Linked DNA regions of Homo sapiens: region 1 is linked to region 2. The links are chromatin loops, found by intact Hi-C in ENCODE. Cell type or tissue: body of pancreas. All regions are shown on one strand. Links, peaks and the distances in the headings refer to the core of each region. The heading gives the core; the rest is flanking DNA. Region 1 has its middle 280 kb from the start of GRASLND. Region 2 holds the start of LOC105373406 (a long non-coding RNA gene).

Region 1 (15,450 bases), core at 4,963-12,962, 180 kb before region 2:
CAAATGATTTCTGTAGATATTTTATCCTTAAGGCTGTGGGCACAGTTCCCTATCACTTGGATGTGGGCTGGGTGTAGTGATTTTCTTCTAATGAGTACAGTTAGGGAAAGAGGAAAAGATGAATTCTGTAGAGGAGAAACTTGACAAGCATGACCTCAGCCAGGTGATCAAGGTCAAATCAACAATAACAAGTCATCTTGCTGCTATTTACTCTTTATAGGGTGGGATGACAATAGAAGATTACCTCTTAGATCTTTCTCTCAAAAGCACATAATCCCAGTCTAATCATGGAAAAAAAATTAGAAAAATTACAGCTGAGGGACATTCTACAAAATACTTGACCAGTACTTCTCAAAATTGTCAAGGTCATCAAAAACAAGGAAAGTCTGGGAGACTGTCACAGCTAGCAAAGCCTGGAAAGATATTCCCACTAAATGCCATGTGATTTCCTACATGGGATTCTGGAACATGAAAGCTGAATAAATTATGGACTTTAGTTGATAAAAATGTATCAATATTGGCTTACTATAATTTATTAGTCATAACAAATGTGCCATCCTAGTGTAAGACGCGCTGGTGGGGCCTCTGGGGGCAGGGGTATGGAAACTCCCTGTGCCCTTTCCATAACTTTTCTGTAAAACTAACACAGGGCTAAAAATAAAACATTTGATGAAATTATTTCTTGACTTCATACTAAGAGCCAGGCCCTACTCTAAACATTGTGGATATGGTAGTGAGTGAAAGGAAGAACCTCTGGCTACATCTAGTATATTTTCTGGTAAGATAAATTTCCTAATTTTTTAAAAATTGCTATTAGATTTGGATCTCTGCTCAAATTAAATTTGCATGAGCCCTAATTTCAGACCCCTCCTTTCCCTATGTCATTCAGAAACTTATTCAGATATCGGACTCCTCTAGAAGTGAACATGGAAATTAAAAGAAAAATGTCTTCAGAAAATCCACAACAGTTGATACAAATATCATACTCATTCCTCTTTGTGAAATGAAATTGTGATTATTTATTGAACACAAAATTCTACCCAATGGGACTTTCTCAATATTTAGTCTGTGAGGAGGGTGCCCTGATATTGTGGCAGAAAGAGGAAGAGGGCAAAGAAAACCAACACCGAAAAGCAGATGCTGATGTGAGCAAGTGTAATTCTTTGAAACCACTTGGTACCTAAAATAAAATCATATGTCCTTCAAGGATTTTATGTCTACAACAAATTACATACACTGATGGTTTCATAAAGTTGCTCGGTCATCATTAGGAACCAGAGTGGGGTAGTTGAGAAATGAACTTTAGGTAGAGATGACCTGACTTTAGAACCCAGCTCTGTTATGCAGTAGCTCTGTGAGCCTGGGGTGTATGTGAGCATTTATCTTGCCTTAATTCCTCATCTACAAAATGAGAGTAATGGTGGTCTCGATCTCATAGCTTCCTTAGAGAATCAATTCATCCCTCAAATGGACTTAGAATACGTATCTCACAGATATCAGTCATGATTATTAAGAAACAGCCAAATTATTTCAGGTTATTAATAGTAAGCATATGCTCAATGAATTGAAAAGGGGGTCAAGCAAAGTCACAGAAAAAATTCAATAATGGACAGTTTTACAAAATCCCATATATGATCAATGCTTTTCAAAATATTATCAGTGTCTTTTCTGACATCCATAATGTTACCATGTTAAAGAAAGAATAAGAGGAAGGAAGGAAGGAAGGAAGGAAGGAAGGAAGGAAGGAAGGAAGGAAGGAAATAATAATATAATAATAATAATAAATTGGGAAACATTCATCAGAGTTTGCCCTGTATGGGTTTCTTGAGTAGTCTTGGAGAGGGGTTGAATGCTCCAATGTTGCAATTTATGGGACATTTAAACAGTGTATTAAAATAGCAAAATGAACTGTCTTTGACTTCACTCTTGTCTCATTTGTACTAAGTTATTTTATTGTTTAACTTGATAGAGAAGGAGGACGCCTGTCCTTGCACTTCTGGTGGGAGATTTCTTTTCAGCAGCTTTCGTACCCACCAGCATTGTAGCCAACCTTGTGGGTGCTCTACCAGCAACTTCTCTACATTCTTACCCTGGCGCACGTTGACCGCATGGCTTCCATTTCCATACACCTGTGCCTGGGATTCTGCCAGGGCTTTCTTTGGCTCCCTGAATGGCAGTCAGGAAGGCTGGAAGAACAGGGTGTTCTGTGCCCCCTGAAAGTAGCCCCCAACCAATGGCTGGTAGGGTTGGTGGATAAAGACCCCAGGTCCCTCACCCCTGTTTGGGATGGAGCTGAGGTGTGATCTCGTCCATCTCCCAGAGCACCACTGTGGGGTGGACTCCATTGCCCACGGTGAGAATCTGCTCCACGACACACCAGTTCTTGGTTTCCTTCCCTTTCCTAACTCATTTCCCCACATTTCTAGTGATGCTTCCAGAGATCGTCATTTAAATAAGCTACTTGCTATCATACCTTTGTCTCCAAGTCTGCTTCTAGGAGAACCCAAACTAAGACAAACTCCATGATTGTTTTGCCTATTCTTTATAATCCTGGAACATTTTATTTTCCCAGACAGCAGTACTAATGTGCAGGCCGATGTGTGACGTTTGCCACCAAAGAGTCTTTCACAACAATGGTGCCCAGTTTCCATAAATAAATAATTTTACTACAAGTGCATGTGAGGAGGGTTCAACTGGGATCACTTCCCATCAAGGCTGCTCGCTTTTATTTTTAATTTATTTTTTATTGACAAATAAAATTGTATATATTCATTGCAATATGTTGTTTTGAAATATGTATACATTGTGAAATGGCTAAATGTAACTAATTAGCCTATGCAATACCTCACATACTTAACATTTTTTGTGGTGAGAACACTTAAAATCTACTCTCTTAGCAACTTTCAAGTGTACAATACATTGTTACTAACTATAGTCACCATGTTGTACAATGAATCTCTTGAACTTATTCCTTCTATCTAAGTAAAATTTTGTGTCTTTGACTAACATCTCCCCAACCATGTCTGTCCATGTATAAGTGAGATCATGAGGTATTTGTCTTTCTAAACCTGGCTTATTTTACTAAACATAATGTTCTTCAGATTCATTCATGTTGTTCCAGATGACAAGATTGCCTTCTATTTTAAGTCTAAATAGTATTCCAATGTGATCACACACATGCACACGCACACACACACGCATGCATCTCACATTATCTTTATCCATTCATCTGTCGATGGACATTTCAGTTGATTCCATTTCTTGGCTATTGTGAATAACGCTGCAATAAACGTGGAGGTGCAGATATCTCTTAGGGATCTTAATTTCATTTCCTCTGGATATACACCCAGTACTGGGATTGTTGGATCATAAGATAATTCTATTTTTAACTTTTTTGTGGAACTTCCACACTCTTTTCCATAATGGTATGTTAATTTACATTCCCACCAACAGTGCACAAGGGTCCCCTTTATTCCACATCTTTACCAACATTTATCTTTTATCTTTTTGATAATAGCCATTCTAACAGGTGAAGGTGATATCTTACTGTGGTTTTAATTTGCATTTCTCTGATGATTAGTGATAAGGGTGCTCTCTTACTTGTAGGGACCACTTATATTTAGCAATGCAAATTTTCCCTTTGGACCTAAAATGATTCTTGTTTTATTAGCAAATTCAAGTCATGATAGGAGGAAGGGGTGACAAAGAAAAATATCTGTATTGCCCTTTCCAAAGCTCATGCAAGAAACAAAGGAGGGAACAGGAACTGAAAGTATAAGTAGCAAGCAAAATACTATGATTTCCCATGTTGGCTATTTTGTACTTTCTGGTGTTTCCCTATAATAACCAAGCTTTTCAATGGCTGTCTTTCTGTTCCCACCCACATGTGTCTTTCCAATCTGCGATGTCCTTGCACCCTATTCACTCACTTCTGCTCCATGTCAGGCAAGAGCATTGAGTATAAACTAAGCTGTGATTTGTTTCAAAAGTAAGAAATATGCATCTCCACCACTTTTGAAATCATAATTATAAACAAAGATATAAAGAGAGGACTGCATAGTGTAATTGTCATTTTAAAGGTGTCAGAACAGCAAGTGGCATTTTGGAGAATGAAACTGTTTATCACAGAGTTATGGGGGGATGGCCCCAGGCATCTGTATAACTGCTAACCTGGAAGAGACTTGCTGAAAATCATTGTGGGATGAAGGGAAGAAACACAGCTTATCAAATCAAAGGAATTTGTGAAGAGTAATAGTCATCTTGAAGACAATGAGCCTGAATAGTAATTGCCTTCTCATGAGATCGTTACACACAGGATAAAAAGAAATGTTCAGTGTGAACACAGTTGTATGATAAGGCATCTTGAGAAATGCAGCTGTCAAACCAAGTGTTTGGCAAGGAAGACGGAGTAGCATTAGCGTCGCGAGACCCCAGCAGAATTCTTTGGAGTATCAGATTCTTTCTTCAAAATCTGTCTTCACCCTTGGAAATTCACTAGCTCTTCAGCTCATTAGGATCTGTCGCACTAAAGACTCTCATAATTGCCTGAGCCTCCACTGAGAAATTTTGCAGCTAACATCAATGTCTGTGATTCACAATATATATTTTCTCTACTGTTCCAGTGAAAAGGACCCAAATGCAAGATCTTTAAAGTGCTTTCCAGATGTCACTCCAGCCTCCCAAGGGTCTGGGAAGCATCAGGTGGCCAGCTGTAATGAGTAGGCTGCCCTTAAGATGGGACTGAGATCAATGTTAAAGGCTGCTCAGCTTGGATTTTATTGTGCCATCTGAAGGAAGGTCAAGGGGACTTGTTCAACACTGGAAAGGAGAGCAGAAACACAAAGAGAATCAGAGGATACAAATCCATCCATTCATCCATCCATCCAACCATCCATCCATCCATCCATCCATCCATCCATCCATTCATCATGCACACATCCATCTACCCAACCATCCATCCATCCATCCATCCATCCATCCATCCATCATGCACACATCCATCTACCCAACCATCCATCCATCCATCCATCCATTCATCATGCACACATCCATCTACCCAACCATCCATCCAACCATCCATCCATCCATCCATCCATCCATTCATCATGCACACATCCATCTACCCAACCATCCATCCATCCAATCATCCATCCATCCATCCATCCATCCATTCATCATGCACACATCCATCTACCCAACCATCCATCCATCCAATCATCCATCCATCCATCCATCCATCCATCCATCATGCACACATCCATCTACCCAACTATCCATCCATCCAACCATCCATCCATCCATCCATCCACCCACCCATCCATCCATCTATCCATCTGTCCATCCAACCATTCAGAGCACCTACTTTTTACAAGGCACTTTGCTGCCCATGGATGTTTTAGGGGAAGTCTAAACCAAACACTCCTGGATACTTTCTCAAAATTTTCTTGCATATTACAGTCTTTGCAACCACCTTCTATTAGGCGCATGAGAAAATTGAGACTCCAAACATGTCTGTCTGCTGGCTTGCTATGAATTATGCAGAAGTCTCAGGATTTGGAATATTCTGAGAAGTAAAACTTGTCAATGATGTTGTTGTTTTCAGCTTGAAAGAAAGTCATCCTTCAAGAAGAACAGTAAAACTTTTTATGATACAGATTTTCTCCAACCATTTCATTGTGGCAATAATTCAGAACGAATATCATAGTATTTGCTTTACATTCAGAAGTCAGTTTTAGGTTCTTAAGAGAGCTGCTTGCTAGACCAAGAACTGAAGGTTGTGTGATGCTTCTTTTTCTTCCTTATGTAAAGATGTGAGTTTTTTCTCTAGGCAGTGGCTCACTGACTGGAGAGGGCACTTGTGTAACCAGGACAAGCTGTAGTTTTAATACATCAAATGTTTTGCATGGTGCAGAAGCCAGCGTGCGGAAAGAGTTTGCATCTGGGAAGAAATAATAGTAAGTTCATATTATTCTTTTTCAGTTAGCAATCTTGAGGAAAAAAAGCCTCCTTCAGGAGTTTCTGACCTTGTCCTTGGGTAATGGCAGACATAGATAATGATATGTGTGCAGACATTTGCAAGGGAAAGAGCAGATTCTCCAACAGAGGCCACCCCTGGATGCACAGCCTCCTGATGGCCCTGATAACTGGACTGTTGACCTACCTGAAATCCATTTGAGTGGATTTACAGTACAGTAAGTATTGGGTGAGAAGTTCTGATTATGTTCTTCTTCAGGATCCCCACATGAAAAGCAAAGCAATATGACATGTTTGCCTATTGAGTCATTCACATTTAATTTATTTAACTAATTCAACCAACATTTATTAATCATCTAGCAGGTGTTAGATTTTATACAAGGTGCTGAGGGCACAAAGACAGATAATACCCATACCTGTTTTCTACAGTGTTGCAATTAAATATGAGAGACTGACATAGAAGCCAAACACAACAATGCTCCCATGATGGAGATATGTGTGATACGATCAGGAGCACAGAAGAGAGTGAGCAGTGAAGCAATGCTATTTAGAGGAGGGCATAGCTTGCTGCATGTGGCATACTTTCTTATTCCAAGAAGAAAGGCTGGGTTGGGTTGAAAAGAGTCTCCTGTGGTTACATACTGCATAATCCTGGGTTTGAGAGGACATTTTTTTATCCATTGCTATCATGACTTGAATCCAGGTATTCACTGGACAATCACTGATGTGCATGTTTTCTGTGCCAGGTTCTATGTTAGGCATTGAGAATATATAGTTCCTGTCATCAAGGGGCCCATAACTTCATTGTAGAGATGGACAATAAACAACCATCGTCCAGCAGCTAGCTAAATTCAACATTGTTAGGGTTGAGGAGAGACCTCATGGGAGGAGCCACTAAATCTGAACAGACACACTTAGCTAGTCTGTGACACTTGGATATCTGTCTGGCCTTTCCTTCCATCCTGAAAATGTGGTTGACAATAGCAAGCTGAATTACAGGGAGGCATCTCCTTTCAAGACTTTAAGGACCATTAATGACCATTGCATAAGGACCATAGCAACCTTTACCAAGCAGTCGCTGTTGATCGCACTTACTCATATGATGGGCCTCACAATGCCTTCTCTTTCCTCAACAAAACACTGGAACCTGGAATCACATGTCTGTGCATAGTCCTGCTTTGAGTCTGTGTCTCTGCGTCCTATCAGACCATGTACGTCCTAACGACCAGGACCTTTTCTTAGCACCTGGCGCATGCTGTCTCTTCACAGCCTAGGCACCTATACTTGATCTTCACTTAGTTTTTCACTATTTCAATTAGTCAACCATATTTAGCAACTCCTACCATATGCTGGACACTGGATTAAATACTAAGGACACTGTAGTTACAAAATGAAGTAGTTCCTGTCTTCATGGAGTTGGCAACCCAAGGGGGAAGACAAGTAACTCAATGCCCAATTAGAATACAGAATGTTTGAAAAATGCACTTTAAGATTAAAAATACAAAACAGGTTTTCCTCCTTCCTAAGTATTATAAGATATTTTTATCACATTTATGACTTTTAGCAAGTTAATTAGAACAAAGAATAAGTTATATGATGTTATAATTAAATAATTGTGCATTTACAAGCTGACTTGTCTGAAGTCTCCTAAATATACATAATAGTAGAATTTGGTTTCAATAAATAATAGTCAAAGCAAATTTGCAGACAACCCAGTTTCATCTTTTCTTCCGACGTTGGATCTTTTAGCATCCCTAAAGATCGGTAGGATTTATAGTTGAATACCCAACTCTGCTATGCTTGAGAGAACACTGGCTCCACTCAGGAGAAGGGTGCTACAGAACTGGGGATCAATCTCTTACGGTCTCAGAACCAGAAACTCCAGACACTGAGATGCAGAGTGGCTGTGAGTAAAGAGGCCAGAATGATTCTTGATGAGGAGCTGGGAACCTGTAAAGGAATAAAATTATACAAGAGGGTACTCTTGAGTATCAGGGTCTTGCAGATTAATTATCTGGAGCCTCTTTCTTTAGTGCTATTTTACAGCACCTCTGTGCTAGGTACGGTGCCTACAGCACCTTAAAAATAATGCTGGGTTCTCGTAGTGACTGTTTATTTACTGTGTTCTAATACCTGAGCAAGAAATCGCAAGGAGCAGAAGAATGATGTTTATACTAAACTCCAGTTTGCTGTTATCAAAAATATGGCCTATCCCATAAGTCAGGAAAATACATTATTTAAAAAAAAACTATTTATATCAAATGCAATTTGCTGTATGGGAAAAGTCTTTTTTCCAATCTTTATCATTTCTGAATGTATAGTGCTGACTGTGGAAACAGAGAATGGTGTGACACCCCAGGATAGAGCCCCAGGAAGGAAGATCTTAATCAACGTTACACTCTCTGTGAAAGATTTAAAACCCAGAAATACAATACATTTTTTTCTTCCTTCCTTGCTCTCTATTTTTTTTTTCCATTTCTAGGCATTCTGTATTTTTCAGCAAGGGTGGTTGTGTTTCGAAGTGTGTGTCAGGAAAGCTTAGCTTCAGTCCACATGGTCTTCTGTGTTCCTGCTAAAACCTTGCTTGTATTTTTCTGCAATGCCTAAATAGAAAGTGCTCGTTCAAATCTTATTCAACTTCCTAGAAATAAAATATGAAAGTGGTGAGAGCTCAGTGCTCTCTGCTATCCAATGCAAATGTATGCAAATTTCTTCATATTAGAATCATTGTCTAGTTGTCATCCTCGCACGGGGCACATCAAAGCCATACGACCTGATTTTTGCACCTGCTGTTTAATTAAATTTACAAGGCAGACACACTCCCCACTCCCCGTGATATACAAATCCGTTTTTACAACCACAGATTCTAATTTACAAGCCAGTTGACTGCTGAGTTTCCCCATCAATAGCTGCCCAACTGCCCTTTGTTATACTAAGGATTAAAAAAGGAAGAAAATGGTGATTATTTGGGGAGATGTATTAACAGAAAATGCTAAAAGTACTTTCTCTGTCTTATCCAATTCCAGATTTTTTTAAAAGCTTTATTGATGTATAATTGAAAAACAACAAATTGCACATATTTAATATATACATTTGATGAGTTGGGACATATGTATACACCTGTGATATTTTTCTTCTAAAGACACAAAGGAAGATATGAATCAAGGTACTCAACATCACTGGAAATAGCATTTTTGCTTGCGTTGATTTTCCCCTAATCTTCATGAAAAGCACAAAACTTCAACCTTTTCTGCAGTTTGATGCTTTCAGTTATTTAGTATTTCGGGGAGGAAAAAGCAGTCTGTAAGAGAGCAAGGCCAGGGTGGTTTTAGGAAGGCTATAATAAGGTATAGGTGTTTTCTGAAAGATATTTGTTGTTTGAAAATTATGTACTGTGAAATTCTCCCTCGGCTTCTATCCACAAGGGATTTTGAGTCTTCAAATTGTATGTATCTCCACAAATGGTGAAAGAAAATAGTCGAGCCTGATTCTCACTCTTTTATGTGATTATTTTTTTCTTAGGCCATCATGGTGTTCTTCTCCTTCTTTACGAGCCGATGCACAGACGTGTATTTGATCTCCCTAAGAGACGGCTCAGAAGAAAAGCCAGCAAAGGTATTTTAAGAGAAGTCTAGGGCGGATGAAAAAATACTTCTTTGTCTCTCTCTACTAATTCATCCGGTCTAAGGACTTACGTGGAAAAATAATGCCTTTTCAGTTACTGTAGAGAAAATAATTTAATGAAAGTAATATTTTGTTCATCTTCACCCTGATACTCTGAAATCTTGAAGACCCTCAAAAAACATGATTTTTATGAAATGCTTAAAACATGTTATCGTCTAATAATGAAAAGTGAACTTCTGAGGGCCCACCAATAGGTGGCGCAACACATTCACCGAACCAAGTAACACTGCAGACGAGTTTGGAACAAGCCTCATAAATTAAAGCCTTGTGCTGCAACTAACTGTGAGACATATGGGTTGAGTCCCAGGCCTGCCCAAGAATAACTTTGAAGAAAATTTTGTTTTCTGGCAATACAGATGCTAACACACCACAGAACCTTTAAAAAGAATAAATATGTAGATGGTTCATAGCTTTCAGAATAATTTAACCTTCCCCCCCCCAAAGTTAAGATAGCATCACAAGAATAAAATAATGTAAGCACTGTTTTTTCTGTTTTGGAAAACAAGTTGGTGGCTCTGATGCTCTCAGGAATTATTTGTCAATTACTTTTTATTTAATAAGGTTTTATTTTATTAGTCCCAAAGGGAGAGGAAAACAGTGACTTTATCTTGAAATGAGCTAATCCTTGATGCATAAATAATATTTAAACAAAGAGTTCTATGTAGGAAAGTGTCACCGCCTAAATTTGGAATTGCCTAAATTTGTTTCTTTGTTCTGTGATATGACCTGCGTGTACTCAAAGGTTTCCCACTTGAGAATCAAACATACTTCTTACAAAATTCTCCATTCTATCATGGAAGAGGCCAGTCATCACACTAGAAGAGATGTCACAGCTTCTGAAAATCAGGATTTACAAAGCAATTAATTTTTGCTAAAAGTTGAAGCTATATTTTTAAGATAATAGCATGTAAATTATAAGTAAACCTTTCACCTTAAAACTTAGGTTTTATTTAAAAACGGACTGTTTACAAAAGTCTTGGAGTCAGAGTGTGATTGTTGGATGTCGTGCTGGTTGACATTACTCTTGATATATGGACCCGCTCAGCTAAGGGTAGAAACTTAGAGAAATGCAAGCAAAACACATGGAGTTGTTCATAAAAGAATAGTGATGAATATAAATGTCAGGTTCCATTGACTAATACAACATTTCTGCAAAGGGAAGGGCGCTAGAAAGAACTTAGGATAAAATCAGCTCTGAAACAGATTTATTTGTTGCCTTAGAAAGACAGAGAAGGACAGAAAAAAAAAGGTTTTTATTTATCCTTACACCCAATAGAATCAGTGCATTTTGCTGCCCTGAAATTCTACTCAGTAGCTGAATAGATTGAATAAGACCATCTCTAGTATGTTTCAGTATATAAACAAGTAGTGTTTCTGCAAAGAAAACATTTGCAAGTGATTTATAAGATGAAATGAAACTATTATGGTTAGTTATTGTTTTTGTTTCAATATCTTCTCAAATGCAAAAGGAAAAAATGGAAACCAAAATTTAGGCTTACTTTGTGCTGGGTGTGATATTAGTCATTAATTTGTGACAGACAGATATAAAATTGAGGAAAGGCTAAAAAATATGTAACCCTCAACCCCAGAGCAGGGATTACAATTATAAATCACTTTTAATTACTAGATTTTGATGTCCTTAACATTGTTTTTATTTATTTATTTATTTATTTTTGAGACAGGGTCTCACTCTCTCACCCAGGCTGGAGTGCAGTGACATGATCTGGACTCACTGCGACCTCCACCGCCTGGGTTCAAGTGATCCTCCCACCTCACCCTTCTGGGTAGCTGTGACCACAGATGTGTGCCAACGTGCCTGGCTAAGTTTTTTTATTTTTTATTTTTAGTAGAGGCGGAGTTTCACGAAGTTGCCCAGGCTGGTCTTGAACTCCTGAGCTCAAGTGATCCACCTGCCTCAGCCTCCCAAAGTGCTGATATTACAGGTGTGAGCCACCGAGCCCAGCACAAACATTACATTTTGTATTTCTTGTGCCAAGCACCAAGCCTGAAACAATAAAAAATCATTAGTATGTTCATTGTCCCTGCTATTTTATTTTTATTCATTATATTTTGGTTGATGAAAGAAATGATGTGATTTCTAGGTCCTAATCACTGTGGGGGTGTGGGTGTTAGGGAAGAGGCTGACAGGGAAAACGTGGCCCTTTTTTTTCTTATGGAGCTAATACTTTAATTGTAGACAGATGTATACACGTGTAATGCTGACAAAGTCAACTGTCCTTAGCTGTTTGATCATCATTTTTTTTTCATTTGCGAAGTGGAGCTATTATAAAAGAACTTCTGCACACAGTTGGGAGGAGTAAATAAAACAGGATCCAGCTCACAGTGTGCCTCCACTGAACTCCCGTGGATGAGGCATCACCACATGTGGGGACATCCCAGCTGCTCTGTGCAACTATCTCACCACCTCCCTGAGTCACCATGGCAGCCTGATGGGGTGCCACCAATATCAGCTCCATTTTACAGATGAGGACAGGAGGACTCCTTCTTATGTTTCCTTGTATTCACTATATAAGTCGTATTGACAGTGTTCACCAACTGTCCATGCCTCTTCAGATTCCAAGCTCCTTCCCACAGCAGACCAGGCCCTACTCATATGGCCAACCCCATCCTGCCATCGCCCCTGCAATCTGTGCCCCAGCCACAGAACATCTTCCGTTCTGACCGGCTGGTGCTCTCTTATCTTTCAGAACATGCCTGTCCTTCAGGCATGCTCTCTTAGGGGATAGAAGCTTCTCTGAATCCATCCCTTTCCATCTTGGTTTAGTACAGATAAGTCATCCCCTTGTGGCTAGCTGCTATGGCCAAGCAGAGAGGACAGTACACCATGTTCGCAGTCCATCAGCAAGGACGGCCATGAGACACGGAGGAATCCGTGAATAGCTAAGCTTGTGGCAGGCGTGAGTGCAGGCTACAGCGTGGCCAGGAAAATTGATGCACTGCACTGTGCCAGAGGCATGCTGCTCTCCACACCAATCAACACGGGAGGACACGCAAGGAAGGACTCCCAGGGGTTCAGGCACACAGCTGGGCTTCCTTTGTGCCTCCTCTCCTGTGGAATTCATCTTCATAACCCTAACTAAGGGGATGCTCAAACACAATAGCATAAAGTTCCAGAAACTCAGATGCAACAGAAAGGAAGGCAGTGGAAACCCCGATATTTTGTTGTTGTTGTTTATTCAGCACAAGGCATGATTACCTGGTATTTGGTGTGACAATGTATGAAAAGGCCTCTTACATCATCAAAATGGGATACAAACCCTTGCTGTGTCTTTAACTAACTAAGGAAGTCACTTGCAAACTTTACCACAACATTGCCTCAACCATAAAGTGAGATGATAGCTGTCCATCCAACTTCCTAGGATGTTGGGAAATCTGCTCGGGCAAGACCTGCTAAAGCTCCTTGTAGACTACAACTTGGGGAGCAAATATCAGCGATTATGATGAGGCTGACTCGGACTCCACCCTGTGGGATGTAATCACTGAAAGTGGCAGACACCTTCTTATCATAGTTCCCCGGCGATACTCAGCAGAGAACACATTATAGTGATTCCCAGAAAATACACGTTTGGCTTTTTAGGCAGAGTCAAGCCAATTGGCTGTGAGATCATTCAGAAGGATGAGGAAACTCCTCCATCTGTGCAGGCTCTATGGGCAGTCATGGAGTGGGGAGCTTCCTGTTTCCAAGGCACTGGCCAAGACTGCTTCTCTGGGAAGGGGAGACTAAAAGGCTGGTGCCCCCGTTGTCAGCTGGGGACAAGCAGGAAACTTCATTGCTTCTGGCTCCATCCAGCTGCTGCAAAGTCAGCCTCACGGACAGCGGTGATGACCCTGGGTTATAGCTCACAAGTGACATGTTCACCCATCAGCACCAGGTCTGCTGTAAAATAATGAGGGGTGTTTCTACACTCAGGACTTTTCGAATTTCCCCAAATCCTTCTGCAATGGAATCTTCTTTTGCTCTTGACATACACGTGCTTGTGAGGTGAGCTGCGAGCTGAAACACGGGTCCTAGCTAGAGCCTAGATGCAAATCTCTGCTCCATTCTTTAGTCATAATCCTACAACATTTAGTTCAATGTTTGGAGACTCAGCATCTTTACATCAAAATGGATGGTAAGAGCTACACAGTGGGTGCGATATGAAGATTGAATCAGACTACAAATGACCCCTGGTCCATGCCCGGCCTGTAACGGGGCCATTTGTAGTTTCTGCCGTCTGAGCTCCCGTGAGAGAAACCACTATCTTCCGTGTCTTCATAGACTAGGTACCTGCTAACCTACGCTAGACGCCCAAGTCATCTTCATTAAATAGCTGCACTTAGTCTCATGTAAGAAGGCAGCTTCTGGCTGCTTCTCTGCCGGGTAAGTTACAGAACATAGGACCTTGGAAAAGATCGTTCAGTCTGTGGTTAAAGGATGCTTCTAATGGGCTGTCTAGGAAAGTGATTAGAGCGTGTTTTGGGGTCATACAACCTGAATCAAATCCCAGGTCCTCTGCCTGCTATTCTGTAACCTTAATAGATGTTAAGTATGAGCCACAGTGTCAGGAGCCTATGACGCAGTGCATCCTAAGTGCTGAGTGGCACAGGGGATGTGAGTGGCACAGGGGATGATGTGAGTGGCACAGGGGATGTACTCTACAAACGCGGGCGGTTCCTGCTGCATTACTGAGTCTGCACTGGTAACCACAATGCTGAACTCACGGGCTGTGCTCCAAGTGCTATAGCAAGGCACCAGGCTCCATGTTGATGAGGCCTGTGTCTCACTCACTTTCTACTCGCAGACGCCTGTGGAGTCATTGAGCCTGCATTGCATTTTGACCTCAATGTTCTACTTAGTGCAAGAGTCCTGGCTGCAGGGCCCGTGGAAAGGATAACTTGGCCTCCTTAGAAGGCTTGCCAGGCAGTCACGGAACTCACCGCCTCACAGTGCTGTTGATTTCATCCAGTAAAACTTCCCTTTTGGAGAGTCTGTTTTTTATTTTATGAAGAAATCTTTATCCTCTCTCCAAATCAGTGCGTTTACTGACTTCTAGGGAAAAACAGAATTCTCCCTCCACCATATGACGGTCTTTGAGCATCTCAATGATTTCCTTTGGTTAAATACATTGCGGTGCATTTTATTGTCATTATTTTGAATATGCAAAGTCCTCTCTTCCCCCTGTCCCTGCTCCCCAGTTAGCATGTGTGTATTTAGACACAGAAAACTGGCCCCACTGTTAAGGATGAAATAAAAAGAAGAAGACAGCAGAGAAACTTCAGCTTTGCAATTCGAGCCTGGCCACTGCATGGTTCCAACCAGTCCCCATGGCCCTACGCTGCATCAGGCCACTTCATCTGCTGACAGCTGGGGAAGCTCCAGGTAGCAGATCTCCGTGCTTCCTCCCACTCCCACCGCCTCTCTGCCCAATCCCGTCTGTGGGAGCAGAGCCACACCAGCCAACTGCAGAGCTGACAGGCCTCAGGGGCCGGGGCAGTGGAGGTTTCAGAAGCCCACTGTCGTGTGTGCCATCATTAAAGCACTCTCTGTTGGCTGTCTCTAAAGAATCTTCTTTTGGAAAGGTGTAAACATGTTGGCCCATCAGAGGAAGCCATAAATCTCCCTGTATACATAGCAATACAGTTGCACCAAACGGAAGAAGAGCTCTTGCCAATCTCATGTTTCATTTCAACCTGGCCATCTGGGTTCAGACAGAACTTGGGCTAACAAGCTGTATACACCCACAGCAAAGAAGCATTCCACTGAATCTTCCAAGGCTACTAAATTTTTCATGC
Region 2 (15,450 bases), core at 2,705-10,704:
ATGCTGATCAAGACAAACCAATCCCCCAGACACCAATGGTCATAACCAGAATCATGATTTATTAATTTGCAGGGGGAGCTGCATCTGTTGGAAAGACCAGATACAGACACTCCTGTAAGACTATCACAATCCCTACCTGTAGAAAAGCCCCATGGGAGCCAAATCATAATCAGAGGGCTGCTTGTGGAGAATGCAACCCAAGCAGAGAGATGTAGTAAAGGAAAAAACTGTCCTTGGCATCAGGCTGAAACCACTGGGGGCTTCTACCTTGCAACTGGCCTCTATCTAGGCAGGGGCACAGTCCTCCTCTGGCAGAGTTTGGATGGGCACCAGCAATTCAGACATGTAAAATCATGACCATAGAAAGCCACCCAGGCTTGGGATTAAGTCCCTCTACCCATGTGGTCTTCATACACTTAACTTCATCTGTGAGGCTCAGCTCCTCACCTGTGAAATGAGAATAGTGGTAATACCCACCTCTAGAGTGTGCGAAGATTAGACATGGTCTGGAGAAAGCAACTGGCTCAGAGCCTGGCACATGGCAGGTGCTCTACAAATGGAATGTTCTCACATTCACCCCAGGAGTCTCCCCTCACAGATTCCCCTTATCCAGGCTTGTGCTATAAATAGGCTTCCATCAAGTTTAGATGGCTTGGGAGCTCTGTAGTCCCTTTAACCTGGCTTAGCCTACTGTTATACAGGAATGGTTTCCAGGGGAAGGGTTTTCCTAGCCTCTGGGTCTCACTTCTCCCCCCCTTTTTTTGATAAAAATGTTCTAAATTTTATTGAGATAATGGTGATACAACTCTGTGAGTACACTAACAAAATTGAATTATCCACTTTACATGGGTAAGTTGTATGGCATGTTAATTATATCTGAATGAAGCTATTAAAAATAAAATGAAAACTTAACAAAGAAAGGGGGGGAAGAGTGAACACTGATTCCCATGAATATTTAGTTCTAATAGTGAAAATTATACAGAAACTTACATTTTAAAATAATAAACTGTAAAAAATAGCAAAACAGCAACAATTTGATTATGCTATTCCTTCTCTTACAATGTTGCTTTGAACATATCCACTATTTTGATATTCTATTTTGAATGACCTCCAGGTTATCACACTGAAGAGATGGTGTCCCAAAGTGAATTTATGGCCCAAGATGGAGTGTTTCTCTCTCTTCCCTTGTCCTAGACAGTCTTCTTTTACAGATGCAGTCAAATAGCTCGGTAAATCCTGCTTTCCTCTCTAAATGCTCACAGAACACTCTTACATTGGTGAGTTCTAAATTGCGGACCGGAATGGGTATCAAACAATATCCAAATCACTTCTCCCTTTTATTCCCCTGCTCCTTGGAGGATGGTGTGGAGCTGCTCTTCATGGATGTCTTTGGTTTGGGGAGGCTAAGATCCATGCTTCCATGAGGGATGGTAGTTAAATGCCTAAACCTGGCATCACACTTCCTAGCAGGACCCTTGGGCTCTCACACTGCCTATGTCTGTCAACATAGACACCACAGTGATCCAGGGCTTATCTTGGCTTCAACCTGCCATTCTTTTATTTTAGTTCTCAACTTGTTCTGAACCCTGGTGAAGAAAAATTTCCCTATCTACATGGAGATCCTTCAGAAACTCAACACCGACCTAAAGTCTCTATTATTCTGCACTGTTCTAAGTGTTGAATTTGTAGAGTGTAAATACATTTGCTTGTTTTAAATTTCTAGAGAAAACACTCTAGTATTACCACTAGCCGCCCCCACTCCCTGCATTGTCAGAGCAAGTTCAAAGTATGCACCAAGGGTGATGGGGACCATGGCACCTGCAGCTCTAGAGGAGGCCACCATCCATGCCTTTGCCACATAGCCTCCGAGACCACAGCCTTCAGGGTTAACCCCTGAAGACACTAACAGGGCCCTAAGAAAGCACTGGCATTGCCTTGTGGCAATAACTAGGAGGAAACCTGGGAAGTAACCACAGGTCCTGTGCATGTGACTGTCAGCTCTATAGCTTGCCAGCTAAACAGCCTGGATAAATCATCAGTATTATATGTTTTAGTTTTCTAATCCACGTTATTTGTAGAAATCACCTGTTATTCTTGGTGAATATTAAATTAAATAATTCATATAGAGTGTTTACCACAGTGCCTTACACATTGCTGGTGCTTTAGTACATAGTAGTTTACTGTTATTATTTCTCATTCTCCCACACTGACCCTGAAGCCTTTAAAGACCATTGTTCGACTTTGTGTACCTGTGACCTTGGATTCTCCAGGCCTCACCTGTCTTTCATGCCCTCAGTTATCTGCTGGATCCTGGAATCAGAAGAATGGCCATATCCAGGGCATAAAATCCCACTTTCTCAGTAGCTGCCCAAGGACTCAGGTGGCCCAGCCCAGAGGTTCAGGGGAGCTGACATCCTGCAAGACAAACTGTGACTCATGGGGCCCAAGAGCCTGGGGAGAGCCAGGAAGCACACCTTTCTCTATTCTTCCTGTTGAATGCCTCCCAGGTGTGGTGTTACTGTACCTTTTACCCAGAGATGTCCCATGGGATGCCCAGAACCATGGTGAGTCTCTGGGAAGCAGTGGTCAGCTGGGTAATGCCCACTTTGTATTTGCCCTTCTTCTCTTGTCAATGCCCTGTTCCTTCATCCTGGCTTCTCTGGGATTGAAATAATATGCAAACATTGCCTCAGACTCTATTTTCTAGAGTCTAGCCTAAGCCAGGCCCTACTCCCTTTTGTATCTCTGGTTCCTAGAACAACACTTTACGGAGAGTTAGTGCTCAGTGCCTGTTTATTGACTTGAAGAATAAAAGAATAACTGATCATCTGAATGCCAAAATGAATTAATGAATGAGTCTTGTGTTCACGCCAGTATTTCCACTGGACAAAATTCTGAATTTCTGAAGAGCCTCAGTCTCTCTGATTGTAACACACTAAAGGAAAGCAACACAGGGAAAGAAGAGAGGAAGAGAAAAGGTGGCAGGAAGAGAAAGAATCCAAAAGAAAAACTGCCTCGCAATCCCAATCTGTTCCAATTGCCTTATTTGCCGAGTTTTCACTTTGGGCCAAAACAGTACTAGTTTAGCAAAAGGGAGACCAAGGCTGGAATCACTTTTGAGAACTGAGGGCACATGGAAGATCTCTGATACAATGAATGGTGGATTATTTTTAATCTGGAAAAATGTCAAAAGCATGAGCAGCTCAATGCCAACCATCCAACTTCATGCAAACCTTTAATTAGTTATAATACTTGGAAGCCTTTCCTGGGATGCTGTTTCATTGCCAGTGAACTCACCATGCTCAGTGCCTGGCAACCATCTGGTGCTGAAGTCACTGGGTTGGGAGCTGTAAGCCAGGCCTAGAGTCCCTGCCTTGCCTCCCATTCCTTGTGTGACCCTGGTGTGTCTCTTCCCTTCAAGACCTCTGCTGCCCATTGTGCAAAGTGAGGACAAGAAGTTCTAACCTTCCCTCAGTCTATGGCTGACAGTGAAGCATCTAAATCACCCACATGTTGGTCTGTAGAACGCCTTCATTATTTTGAGAGACTGTAATATGATGGAATTTCGGTTTACTTAACATAGTCTTGAGAGGGCTTTCTGAGCAGCCCTGCTGTGCCTGCAGACCAAGGGAAGAGATAAAAGGAGTCCAATACAAAGGCCGGGTGGTCAACAGGGCTTGAGACTCCAGAGTGTGTGAGAGACAAGAGACATTTGGGCCTCCAGACCACACTCTAGTTGCCCTGGAATAAATGGAACGGTCCTAGCTGCCATCCAAGGCAGCCAGCATGTGTATCTTGTTCAATGTCAGGCTCATCGAAGCTGGCCTTGGAGTGAGCATTTCTCCATTTTCTCTATGAAACCAGAGTTGGTTGAAGCATTCAGGGCATGGGCCCCTGCATTGTGCACATGAGACTTCCCTGTTGTTCCTAGAATCTGCTGCAACCTTTGAGATGATAACATCCAAAATGTTTTTGCCCCTTACACTGCCTTTTTTGAAATTTCAATGATTTTTTTTTTTAGCTGAAAGACAGAATGACCCATTGCTGATGTGGAGGTTTTGGTGTGTTCTCATTAGGGAAGTGGTACAACCTCTGAAGACTCACATCATTTCAGAGTCTGAGCCTTGAGTGGTCTTCCCTGCTCAGTGGAGAAGATATTGCTGGAAGCTGACATACTTCTTTATCTCCAGCACATTTCACTCCTGCAAATTGGCTTCCTTATGTTGTCATCAGAAATGACCATTCTCATTTTTTTTCGGGGCATTCTCTTCACCTGGAATGTCTTCCCTGATGGACCAAGAGATTTATCCAAAATCACCAAAAACTGTCATCAGAATCAGCATGGCTTTCAGTCAAAGACCTATCTGGCAGGGCACCCTGCCTCTCCTCCAGGCTCCCACTCCTCCCGTCAGATGACACCTACCAACAACTGATCACTCCACCACCTTGGCCTTGAGATTCGTGGGACTCAGGCCCTGCCCTTAGAGGTTGCTATGCTGACTCTGTACTCTGTGTTTCTCAGAGGTTATTTGGTGACTGATAGCATCAACTTCATGTCCACAGGCTTGTTGAGTTCACACCTAGGGTGCCTGGCTCTCATTGTGTTTGCTGTAATAAATAATCACTGGGTTCTTACTGTATCCAGCTCTGTTTTGGGAAATGAGGAAACAGATCATGCTAAGACTGGACCATATCTTCAAGGAGTTCAGAGTCTACGACACCTCTATATGCAGTGGGGCATGCATAGGAGAAAAAGAAATATTCTGTAAGGACAAAGAAAACAATTTCATGACGGCACTGAAGATTTTGATCTCTCAAATAAAAACACTCCATTAAAGCAAGGTATAATTATTTGGAGTCTAAAATAATTTCATATCATAGAGAAATATTATGCAGCAAAGATGGGCAACTGGCAGAGGAATGCATACAGATGTGTACCAAGAAACACCATATATCTCTACTGCATGTGGTGCAACATTTTAATCAAGTCAAAGACTCTCATGCTTGGGTTAGAATCTGTTGGCATCCACACCTGTGAACGTGACTTGTCATGGTTTCAACTGAAAAGATAGCGGCCCAGGCCTGCCTGGGGATGCACTTTTTGGGTGATGGTAAATGTGCTTTTTGTGCGAGCAGATAGCAGCCTTGCCCTCTGTGTGTGCATACCTCAGACTTCTCTCTCCAGAGGACTGGAACTTGCGGGGCATATGAGAAGACCCAGGCTCTCAGAGCAGCAGCAGCTGTCCTGGGCTCTGAGCAGAGATTAGCGAGGCTCAGGCTGCATTCCACAGCCTCCACCCCCTGTACTTCTGGCAGGGCGCAGTCCTACCTTTCAAACACACACACACACTCAACTGCAGGTGAGGAACTGACATTGCCCTGGGAGTTTCTGTCTTTGCAGAGGAATATTTTGAAAACATCCACTCTTGCTTTCTCCACACTCCCATCCAGTGTGCCTGGCTTCTTCTGCACAGTGCATATTCTGGCTCTTTGCCAGAGGCCTGGAAAATCCTGCCAGGCAGCCGTTCACGCAGTTGCCCCCAGGGGCAGTGACTGACCAGGAGTGAGACACACCACTCTCAGCCCAGCTGTCTGCTCAGCGCAGCTCAAAGCACTTGTACCTTGAGGGAGAGAAACCCAAGCCACACGTCCTGACAGACTGTCACCTGAGTCCCTTGGAAAACACAATCAAGAGCTTCCTGCCCACTCATGTCCCGAGCTGGCCGGGCTCAGTAGATGCTGTGCCGCCAGCTCCTGGCTTAGCCGGCCTCCCTGGTGCGTCTGCCCTCAACTCTTTGTGCAGCTGGAGTCCCAGAAGGGAGTAATAATTAAAGAAAACTTTGTAAATGTTCAAACTGAATAAAACTGTTGTTGTTGCTCATGGTTCCTTTTCTTCCTTTTTTGCCATCTGGAGCCACAACCTGTCCGGTTTGCAAGCCCAGATCCACGTCCTGTTTCCTCCCGTCACTTGTCTGTCGATCCTCTTCACTGGTGGTTCTCCGCAGAGAAGGGATTTGCTGGTTATTTTTGTCCCCTCCCCTGCACGCCAGAGCCCTGCGAAGCTCGTCACTGTCCTGGCTCCAGCGCACCTCCTCATCTCCCTGCTTTCCATATGCTTTGAAGATATTCCTGCCTCTACCGCTCGTTTGCAAAGCCATGTGGCATGTGTGTGCGTGTGGCTGCCTGGGTTTCTTGTCATTGCCACTGAGAAACTGCCCATCTGAAGGGCCAGAGGGCCATCAGAGTCAGGCTCTGCCTACAGCCCTGGCTGCTGTCTCAACTTTAAAATATATATATATTTTAAAGTGACAAAGGAAATGAGTGGATGAAGAAAAAGTAACAAAATAAAAATCACACTAATCTTAATGAATTAAGGCTTCAAGTTACATAGACACTGCAAGAAAGTATAAATCACCCTGTCTATGCAAGAGTAAAACCAGTATTAAGCTAAATCATGTCTTCCAAAAATATATGTGAAAGTCTTAACCCCAGAAACTCAAAATGCAACCTTATTTGGAAACTAAGTCATGTTACAGATGTAATTAGTTAAGTTAAAATGAAGTCATCCTGGAGTGAGGTGGGCTCCTAATACAATAGAACAAGTGTCTTTATAAAAAGAAGAAAATGTGAAGGCAGGTGTCCACAGAGTGAAGACTATGTGAAGACAGCTATGTGGGGATAGAAGCTGAGATATGAGTTGTGTATCACAAGCCAAGGGAAGGCTGGGGCTACCAGTAGCTGGAAGAGACAAGGAAGGAGATTCCCTTAGAGGCTTCAGAGGGATTATGACCCTGCCAGTGCCCTGACTTGACTTCTAGCCTCCAACGCTGTGAGAGGAGCCATTCCTCTTATTTTATGCTACCCAGGATGTAGTACTTTGTTAGGGCAGCCCTTAGGAAACTAATGCAATGAGAGTTCCAGCAGAGTACAATAGCCTCTATGTAAATAGTGGTAAAACGTATCCTCGTTAATAAAATTACATTGTTCAGCCAACACATACTTATTCAACCTATATTCTTGCAGAGTTGCTCTATTCTTTTCTCTCCTTCTATCAATGCTAGTTTTCTTATTAGATGCTGGTCATTGTAGGCATACAACAATGAATCAAACATCTGTGTTTCTTCTCAAGGATTGCAGTCTGGCAGTGGAGTGAGTATAAGCCTCTATATAAACTCTGCTACATGTGGGAGTATGGACATCTCTCTCAAGAGGAGCATGGGAAGGAAGCGCAGCAGGGGCACCATCTAGGGACACTGCACGGGCTTCAGGAAAGCCATGACATTGGAGTTGCCGGTGGTGGTGGTTATGGTGGTGGTGATGGTGGTGGTGGTGGTGGTGGTGGTGGTGGTGGTGGTGGTGGTGGTGGTTCTGTGGAGACTGGGGAAGGTAGGTGAAGAACAGCTGTGGAAGTCAATGTCCCAAGACTATACCTGGAGGAGTTGGGGATGGCTTTATACATGGGGTGAGGCTTGAGAAAACATGGTGCTCATAAGGCCAAAAGACTTTGGTAGTGGTAGTATTGGCTCACGTTTCCTTTCAGATAGATTGAAAACCATGTGCAAAGGCAAAGGAGGTGAGAGAAAGCACTCAACCCCCAAGGAAAATAGGCCGAGGCCAGATCAAAAAGGTCTTTAGATATGACACCAAATGTCTCAACCTTCTTTCAGCTGATGGTGTGGTGAGCGGTTCCAACACAATACATGCTTTGGCAACTATTGTCACATGCAGACCATCTTGAGTCACATAACGTCTTGACTTTCTTAGATTCAAAATATTTTTATATCTTTTTTCTACTATGTATCCAAAGCACTTAGTTGAATAGTTTTATTTTATGCCTACTTCATGAATACTTGACTTCTAAGAAATAACTTTTCTTTCTCTAGCCTATTGTATTTACCCTACAGCCTAGCATAGATACACACCTAAAAATAATTTTTCTGGACTCAGCCTGGGAGTGAGGCTTAAATGGCAATTTATTCCTGCCTCCAGCTTATTAAAGAAATTCCCCAGTCCCCTATCGTCCCCTTCATCAATTTTGATAAGAGTCATCCAGATCCAGTGACTCAGGGACAAAACAATCACCACCTCAAGTGTTTCATTCAATCCTACAGACTAGAGCTCCAGGAAGACTGAATAGAGACACCCAGGAGAGCTTTCCTGGTTGACAGCACTCCCTGCCTATCGCCACACATTGATGCCAGGAGGGTGAGGTGAACTCACTTCAAGGCGAGAGGGCCGTTGAAGCTTCTGTTTGAAACCCTCTCAGACTCTGCCCTAAGCATCTCTTCCTCTGGCTGATTTTAATCTGTATCCTTTCCCTGCAATAAACCAAAGCCATGGGTGTAACTGTTCTGTGAGCCCTTCTAGTAAATTTTCAAAACTGAGGGTAGTTTGTGGATCCCCCCGCCAACCTTGAGGTTCATGTCAGAAGTAAGAGAGGTCTTGGGGACTGTATCCTCTAACTGTCTTGGGCAAACTCTATTCCTCTAAACTCTTTTTTTTTTTTTAACTTTTTACACTGATATTCTAGATTGTTTTTCAATCAGTAAAGCAAACCTGATAAAGAAGTTCTAAGAATCAGGCCCTTCATACCATTTATAGTGGAGGTTGCCTGGCATTCTGTGTATCATTCTAGTTCTTAGCATGCACAGCTATCTCCTCTGGATTCCATGAGGCAGGATTCATCTCAGTTCCCTCTAGCACAGTGGCTAACAGAGCAGGTACTCAGAAGTGCCTGTGACTAGAGTCACATATAAGACAGGGTCTGTTCTCAGGAGCTCAGCATGCACATGTGGAGACTTCACAGGAAAATGTAAGGACTTTCACATTGGTGGCATCTAGTTTCAAAGAGAATGGCGAGTGTCTCAGTCAGCTAGGGCTGCCATAGTAAAATTCCACACTTCTGTTGGCGTAAGCAACAGAAATGTACTTGCTCACAGTTCTGGAGACTGGAAGTCCAAGATCATAGTGCCAGCAAGGTCATGCTCTGGTGAAGCATCTCTTCCTGTCTTGTAAACAGACATCATATTGTGTGTGTTCACATGGCCTTTGCTTGGTGCATCTGCAGAGAAAGAGAGGGAGAGAAAGACAAAGAGATGGAGAGAGAGCTGTTTCTTATAAGGGCACTAATCCTATCATGGGAGCCTTACCCTCATGACCTCATCTCAACCTAATGACCCTCCCAAAGCCCTGTCTCTAACTACCATCGCATTGCGGGCTAGGGCTTCCACATAGGAATTTTGGGGGGACAAAATTCTATTTATAGCAGTGACTTAATCTGAGGTGACCCAAGCAGCTTTGAATAGGATTGGGCCTGGTGGACACAAGAGGAATGGAAAACAGGGTCTGAAGGTGTCGCTTGCAGGGTGACCCCAGGGCCCAGAATGCCCATGTCTTCTGCTCCTTAATCTCCATGTCCCAAGAGGTGCATAAGGGGACACTGGGGACACAGAAAAGCCACGTCTTCATCAGCGGAGGAAATAGCTCAGGAAAACTCCTATGCGTTCTTTGGTTTCCCTCATTATTAAGACCAATCATAGGAAAATGAGAAAGGAAAATCCACTCTTCCACCCGATATGTGTGTTCTTGTGACTCCCACCTGATGGAGACGGTTGCTAGGAAACTGTGACCACAGTCTGCAGATTCTGTCAAGGAGAAAGGACCCCCTCACCCCTGAGTTCTCCTTGAAACTCACAAAGTGCTTAGCTGCAGCCTGTGGTGCAGCATTCAGGAGAGTTAATGCTGGCAATTCACAGAGAAGGGAACTGAAGATTAGGGGCATCAGGTAGGCAGCTGGTCATGGCACCAGCGTGTGGCTTGGAGCCAGCTCCCCTGCTGCCCAGGGAGGTGCTGTCTCTATTCCATTGCACTGCCCTCAAGAAGAGGGACCTAGTTCAAAACCAGAAAGGTGAGGCTGCCATGGTCTGCCCTTTTGGGGCACCTCTGGAAGAGGGTACCTCTTCACCGAATGTCTTCCTTTGTGTGTTCTCACAGGATGGCAATCCCAGGTCTGGATTAATGCCTGTGTCTGCTGAAAAACAGTGGGACAGACAGTGCTGGTCCATGGCTGCCTTCAAAATGCTACTAAATTTCTGTCTGCCATAAAGTGGAGAGAAAAAGAGTGCAAAACTAAAACGGGAAGGTAATAGTTACATTTGCCAACTTAAAATACATTAGTCTTAGTCTTGACATCATCAAAATGAGGTGAGAGAGGATAAGGCTCAGATGTCTGGCTAGGGTTAAGAGCATGGACAACGTCACCATGCTTAGAGAGAGGGGATAGAACAAGCAGCAGGTTTAGGGAAAAATTTTCCCCAAATTTCCCACTTTTCAATTTCTGGCGTGTTGAGTGTGAGCTAATGGTTAGAAATGAGGGTGGTGATGCCCAGGGCTGGTGGGCGGGGTCCAGGGGATCATAGGAGACACAGGGAGCAGGAGTAGAGGGTACGGCTGTATGTGGTGGAATGAAGAGTAAATGGAGGGGAAGAAATGAAAGAAGCAAATGAAAACTATTCTTTTAGTAATTTTGGTAAAGAAGAGAAGGGTATGAATGAAATAGTGTAAGAGTATTTTATCAGCTGTGTTGGGATTAAGATGGCCAACTCTCAATCCAGGCTGCCTAGCTTTGAATTTTGGCTTTACCACCTTTTCACTGTGATCTTGAGCAAGTTACATAACTTCCCTGTGTTCCAGTTTCCTCATCTAGAAAACAACGATGATGATGATGTCAGTGATAACCTATTTTGTACGTTCTCATAAATGGTAAGTATGTTAATATATGCAAACTTACTGGAGCATTGCCTTGTCCATGATAAACTCAACTAGTGTTTGCTCATCTCAATTATCCAGAAAAAAAATGGAGAAGGGAGGAGGTTGGGCAGTAGTTTTGGAGGCAGATGCAATACTGAAAGAAGATATTTTTAGGATAAGTGGAGTGAATTGTGAATTCTGACTGCTCTGGTCTGATCCTAAGTTTCAGTTTTTAGCTAGGTCTGCTCAGTTCATGAAATCACAGTGGGCAGGGACCTTCACACAAAGCACCGAGGATGAGATGAATGACAGGAGAGAGGGCAGATTGGCAGAGCACTGTGTGGGAAATTAAGCAGTCCCTGGTCTCATGTCTTACCATTGCAATAATCAGAAGAGCAGGTCTCATATCTTGCCTCAGTTTTTTAGGGTTTGAAGCAACATGGATCTCTCAAATGTGAGCACCAAGACTGAAAACCACTAAGGATAATGAGAAGCTGTCTTTGTGCACACATTTTGGTCTCCTCCCATCCATGCTGGAAATAGCCACTTCAATATCATCAGAAGTAAGTTTGAAATCCATCTTTTTTGGTCCATGTTTATCATTCACTGAAAATTTGCCAGAGATACTACCTCACACACATTAGGTTAGCTACTATAAAGATAAAAAGAAAGTAACGACTGTTGACAAGAACATGGAGAAATGGTAATACGCATGCACTGTTGGTGGGAATGTAAAATGCTGCAGCCTCTACAGAAAACAGCATAGAGGTTCCTCAAAAAGTTAAAAATAGAATCCAGCAATTCCACTTCTGGAGACATATCCAAAAGAATTGAAATAAGGATTTTGAATAGGTGTTTGTACACCCATGTTCATTACAGCATCACTTATAATAGCCAAAAAATGTCCACTGACTCACGAATGAAAAAACAAAATGTGATATATACATAGAATAGTCATTCAGCCTTAAAAAGGAAGAACATTCTGATGCATGCTACAACACGGATGAAACTTGAGGGTATTACTATGTGAAATAATCCAGTCCCGAAAGACAGATATGATAGGATTCCACTTACATGAGGTACCTAGAGATAAAAAATAGAATAATGGTTTCCAGGCACCGGGGGAAGGGAGAAACGGAGAGCTGTTGTTTCATGGGTGCAGAGTTTCAATTTTGAAAAATTAAAAAAGATTCTGGAGACTGGTTACACAACAACCTGAACACACTTACCATTACTGAACTGTACACTTGACAATGGTTAAGATGATAAATTTTACGTTTTGTGTATTTTACCTCAATTAAAAATAAAAAAAAAAATATTTCCAGGGGTATAATGCTGGGAGACACTCTCTGGCCTCATGGAGTTCCCTGTCCAGTTGGATGGACACAAAGGCAAGAAGACACAGGGAGCGTGACAGCAGCTATGAGAGGTGTTGGAGCCTGCGGCTGGGGTGGGCGCGGTGCCGGAAGGCTTCCTGAAGGGAAGGGCTTCTCCACCAGATCCTAAAAACCAAGTAAGAGATAGTCAAATAAAGGAGACAAAAATATGTTAGGACGTCAAAACCATATGTGCAAATTCATGGTGCTATTCGGAAACTGCACATGTTTCTGCTGGGCTGGCACATTGGGTGGGAGTTGAGGGGTGTAAAACGTGGGGTTTGTCTTGATTTATCCAGCATCTGCTGTGCCCAACCTCAGGAGAAAAAAAAACTTGTGGACATAAGGTGACCGCTTTCAGCAGATAAAGCAGAAGTGTGGCTGTGCCCTAAAGTTTCCTCCCTGGGGAAACTTAACCATCAGAAACGTTGTCCTGAAAGGCACCAGAGTGAACTGTTTCCACTCCACAGAGGTCTACATTTGTTTGTTTCAAGCAAATACAACCTAGTCCACCACCACCCCCAAACTATCTGTTATTATCAGTCTTTCATTGACTGGTCAAATAACCACTTATTCAATTAACCAAGCAGTCTGACTACTCCATTTCAGGACTTTAATGAACACATGGGAGGGAAAAACTACAGGCATTTGGGGTTTCTTGAAACTGCTCCAACTTCAGGGTTTGATGTAAATAATCTTTGCAACTTCTGGATCCATCTCTATGCGTTTACTTTAAATATAGATGTGTTTTTTAAAAAATGCAGCACTTTGGACTTAAAGCTGAAGCTATACAATAGGTAGAGTTTTTTATAAATGGACTATAGACAATAATTGCAAAAAATGCATAGAAAAGACGAAGAGCCAACTTGAGAGACTTCCTACTTACACTTTTCCAACCATTTTCTTCAGGCCAGGAAGACAGCCTCATTTCTTGGTTTTCTAATCCACATTATAACCACAGAAAATGAGGGCCTGCTAGATCCAGAGCACCCTATTAAAGGCTGTGGAGCAGGAGAAGGAAGGAAGGGAGAGAGAGAGAGAGAGAGAGAGAGAGAGAGCAGGTGAGGGAGACAGAGATGGAGGAGTGAGAAGTAGAGAGAGAAAGAAAGAGTGAGGAGAGAGAGAGAAGGGGGAAGACAGAAAGATAAAGGAGACAGAAAGAAATAAGGAGAGAGAGAGAGAGAGACTATTGGATTCTAGTAGGAAATAAATAGATACACAATACCTGTCTTTAAAAGTTTATTATAATAAATCCCATCTGCATTAGAGATCTAAATGTCTGAGTAGAGAAAAAGTAAGATAAATTCTCAGCATCAGGGGTGGAAGGTGGAAGGATGAGCTATTAAGGGAAGGAGGTGTGGGAGTGGGAGAGGAGCCTTTCCCGGGTGCCTCTGTCCCGCAGGCCTCTCATGCACATGGCAGAGGCTGGCCCACACTTTTGAGATGGCTGATAACATACAGGATAGCAGGGGATGAACAGGTAGATAAATGAAGAAACAGGTGAGTGATTCTGAGAGCCAGACACTAGCAGCATGTGAGAATATATTTGGAAATGATTTGAATTCATACCTCCTTTATGTCCTGGTCGCCAAAGTTTCAAGGAGAGGGAAGAAAATATTGAGCTCCTACGACAATGGCAACATTTTTCTTAGGCCCTTTCTATCACTTATTCTTCACTCTCACTCTGTGATGATCAACTTTAGGTGTGCATTTTACTGGGCTAAGGGATGCCAGATAGCTGGTGGGGCATTATTTCTGGGTGTGTCTGTGAGTGCATTTCCAGGAGTGACTGGCATTGGAATCAGTGGACGGGGCAAGATCTGCAGGCACCCTATGTGGGTGGGCCTCGGATTGGCTGAGGCCTGGATAGATCGAAACAGCAGAAGAAAGGCTAATTCTTTCTCTCTCTCTTCTGGAGCTGGAACAGACTTTTTCCTCCTGCTATTGGGCATCAGAAGCCCAAGTTCTCTGGCCTTTGGACTCCAAGACCTGCAACAGTGCCATGGTTTCCCTCCTGGCCCCAGTGGATTTCAGTGCTGACTGAAAGTTACACCATCAGCTTCCTTGATTCTGAGGCCTTTGGGCATGGACTGAGTCACCCTGCCAGCTACCCCGGTTCTCCATAATCATGTTAGACAGTTCCCGTAAGTCCCTTCTTGTTATCTCTCTATGTATCCTATTGGCTCTGTGTCTCTGGAGAATCCTCACTAATACATATCCTTTGAGTTGGATAGAATTCTCTCCATTTACAGATGAGAAAACTGTGCCTCAGGGAGGCTTAATGCTCAAATTCATTCGGCTATTAAATGGAGAGCCCCAGTTGGAATCCAGGCCCACCGGACATGTACTGTCTACCTGCCTTGGGTGCTGTTCCCAAGGGGCATGAGTGTTCATGGGTGGCAATGGAATCCCTAGTCCAGTTCAGTGGCGCTTACCTTTTGAAAGTTTAGAGACCTCAGGAACCTCATGCTGATTGGAAATGTGCTTTTTCCTGCCTGACCTTTGATACGGTTTCACTGTGTCCCTACCCAAATCGCATGTTGAATGGTGATCCTGAGTGTTGGAGGTGAGACCTGGTGGGAGGTGATTGGATCATGGGGGTGGTTTCTAATGGTTTAGCACCATCCCCGTAGTGCTGCCTCATGATAGAGTTCTCAGGATAACTGATTGTTTAAAAGTGTGTAACACCCCCTCACCACTACCACCCCTCTCTTTCTCCTGCTCTGACAATGTGAGACCTGTTTGCTTCCCCTTCACCTTCTTTCATAATTGTAACTTTCTTGAGGCCTCCCAGCCATGCTTCCTGTACAGCCTGTGGAACTGTGAGTCAATTAAACCTCTTTTCTTCATTAATTACCCAGTCTTAGGTAGTTATCTGTAGCAATGAGAGAATGGACAAATACACCCCTGAAGTCTACAGTTCTCCCAAGCCAAGGCTGGTTTGGAAGCTGCCAGCCTGGTGATGGTGGGGGTGGGAAGATGGGGGAGGTTGTGATAGCAACCTTAGGTTTGCCTTCATTTTTATATCAACCAATTAGGAAAGTCAATGGAGTATGGAATAAGAGATGACTGCTATTGTTCTGCCACCTCACAGGGTCATGGGAGCCAGTGAGGACCTGGGGGCATACACGCAGAAGGCTCTGCATCCTACAGACTTCCAGTTCTGACTCTTTCCCAAGCAGCCCTTCTGTCAGGCAGTAAACACTGACACAGCCACTGGTTGCCACCACAGAGCCTCCCAGTGACCCCCCTCCTGACCATCATCCATTCCTTAAGTTGTTTAAAAACATGGACCCAGCATTCCATATGATGCCTCTATAGGGTG

The links. A loop is a pair of places that touch in the nucleus more often than their neighbours do. Peaks named below come from ENCODE experiments on the same cell type or tissue, not always from the same donor. Only the 100,000 strongest peaks of a DNase experiment are listed, where the experiment ranks them.
Region 1: a loop joins it to region 2, with 2.4 times the contacts of the local background. A loop is called at or near these places in 7 of 110 quality-filtered maps.

Annotation. Positions count from the first base shown.
Region 1 is chr2:7,193,293-7,208,742 of GRCh38, forward strand. No RefSeq gene overlaps it. Among named protein-coding and RNA genes, the nearest start is that of GRASLND, 280 kb to the left of the region's middle. In body of pancreas, for the core only: a CTCF peak has its summit at 9,846 (motif pointing right); a DNase peak (open chromatin) is centred at 9,869.
Region 2 is chr2:7,372,774-7,388,223 of GRCh38, forward strand. It overlaps LOC107985847 (a long non-coding RNA gene), which reads left to right. Exons shown (of 3, transcript XR_001739269.2): 3 at 1-5,881. LOC105373406 (a long non-coding RNA gene) reads left to right here and starts at 7,405. Exons shown (of 5, transcript XR_922747.2): 1 at 7,405-10,141; 2 at 10,693-10,761; 3 at 11,168-11,312; 4 at 12,075-12,262; 5 at 14,044-14,749. In body of pancreas, for the core only: CTCF peaks have their summits at 5,540 and 7,215; DNase peaks (open chromatin) are centred at 5,528 and 7,238.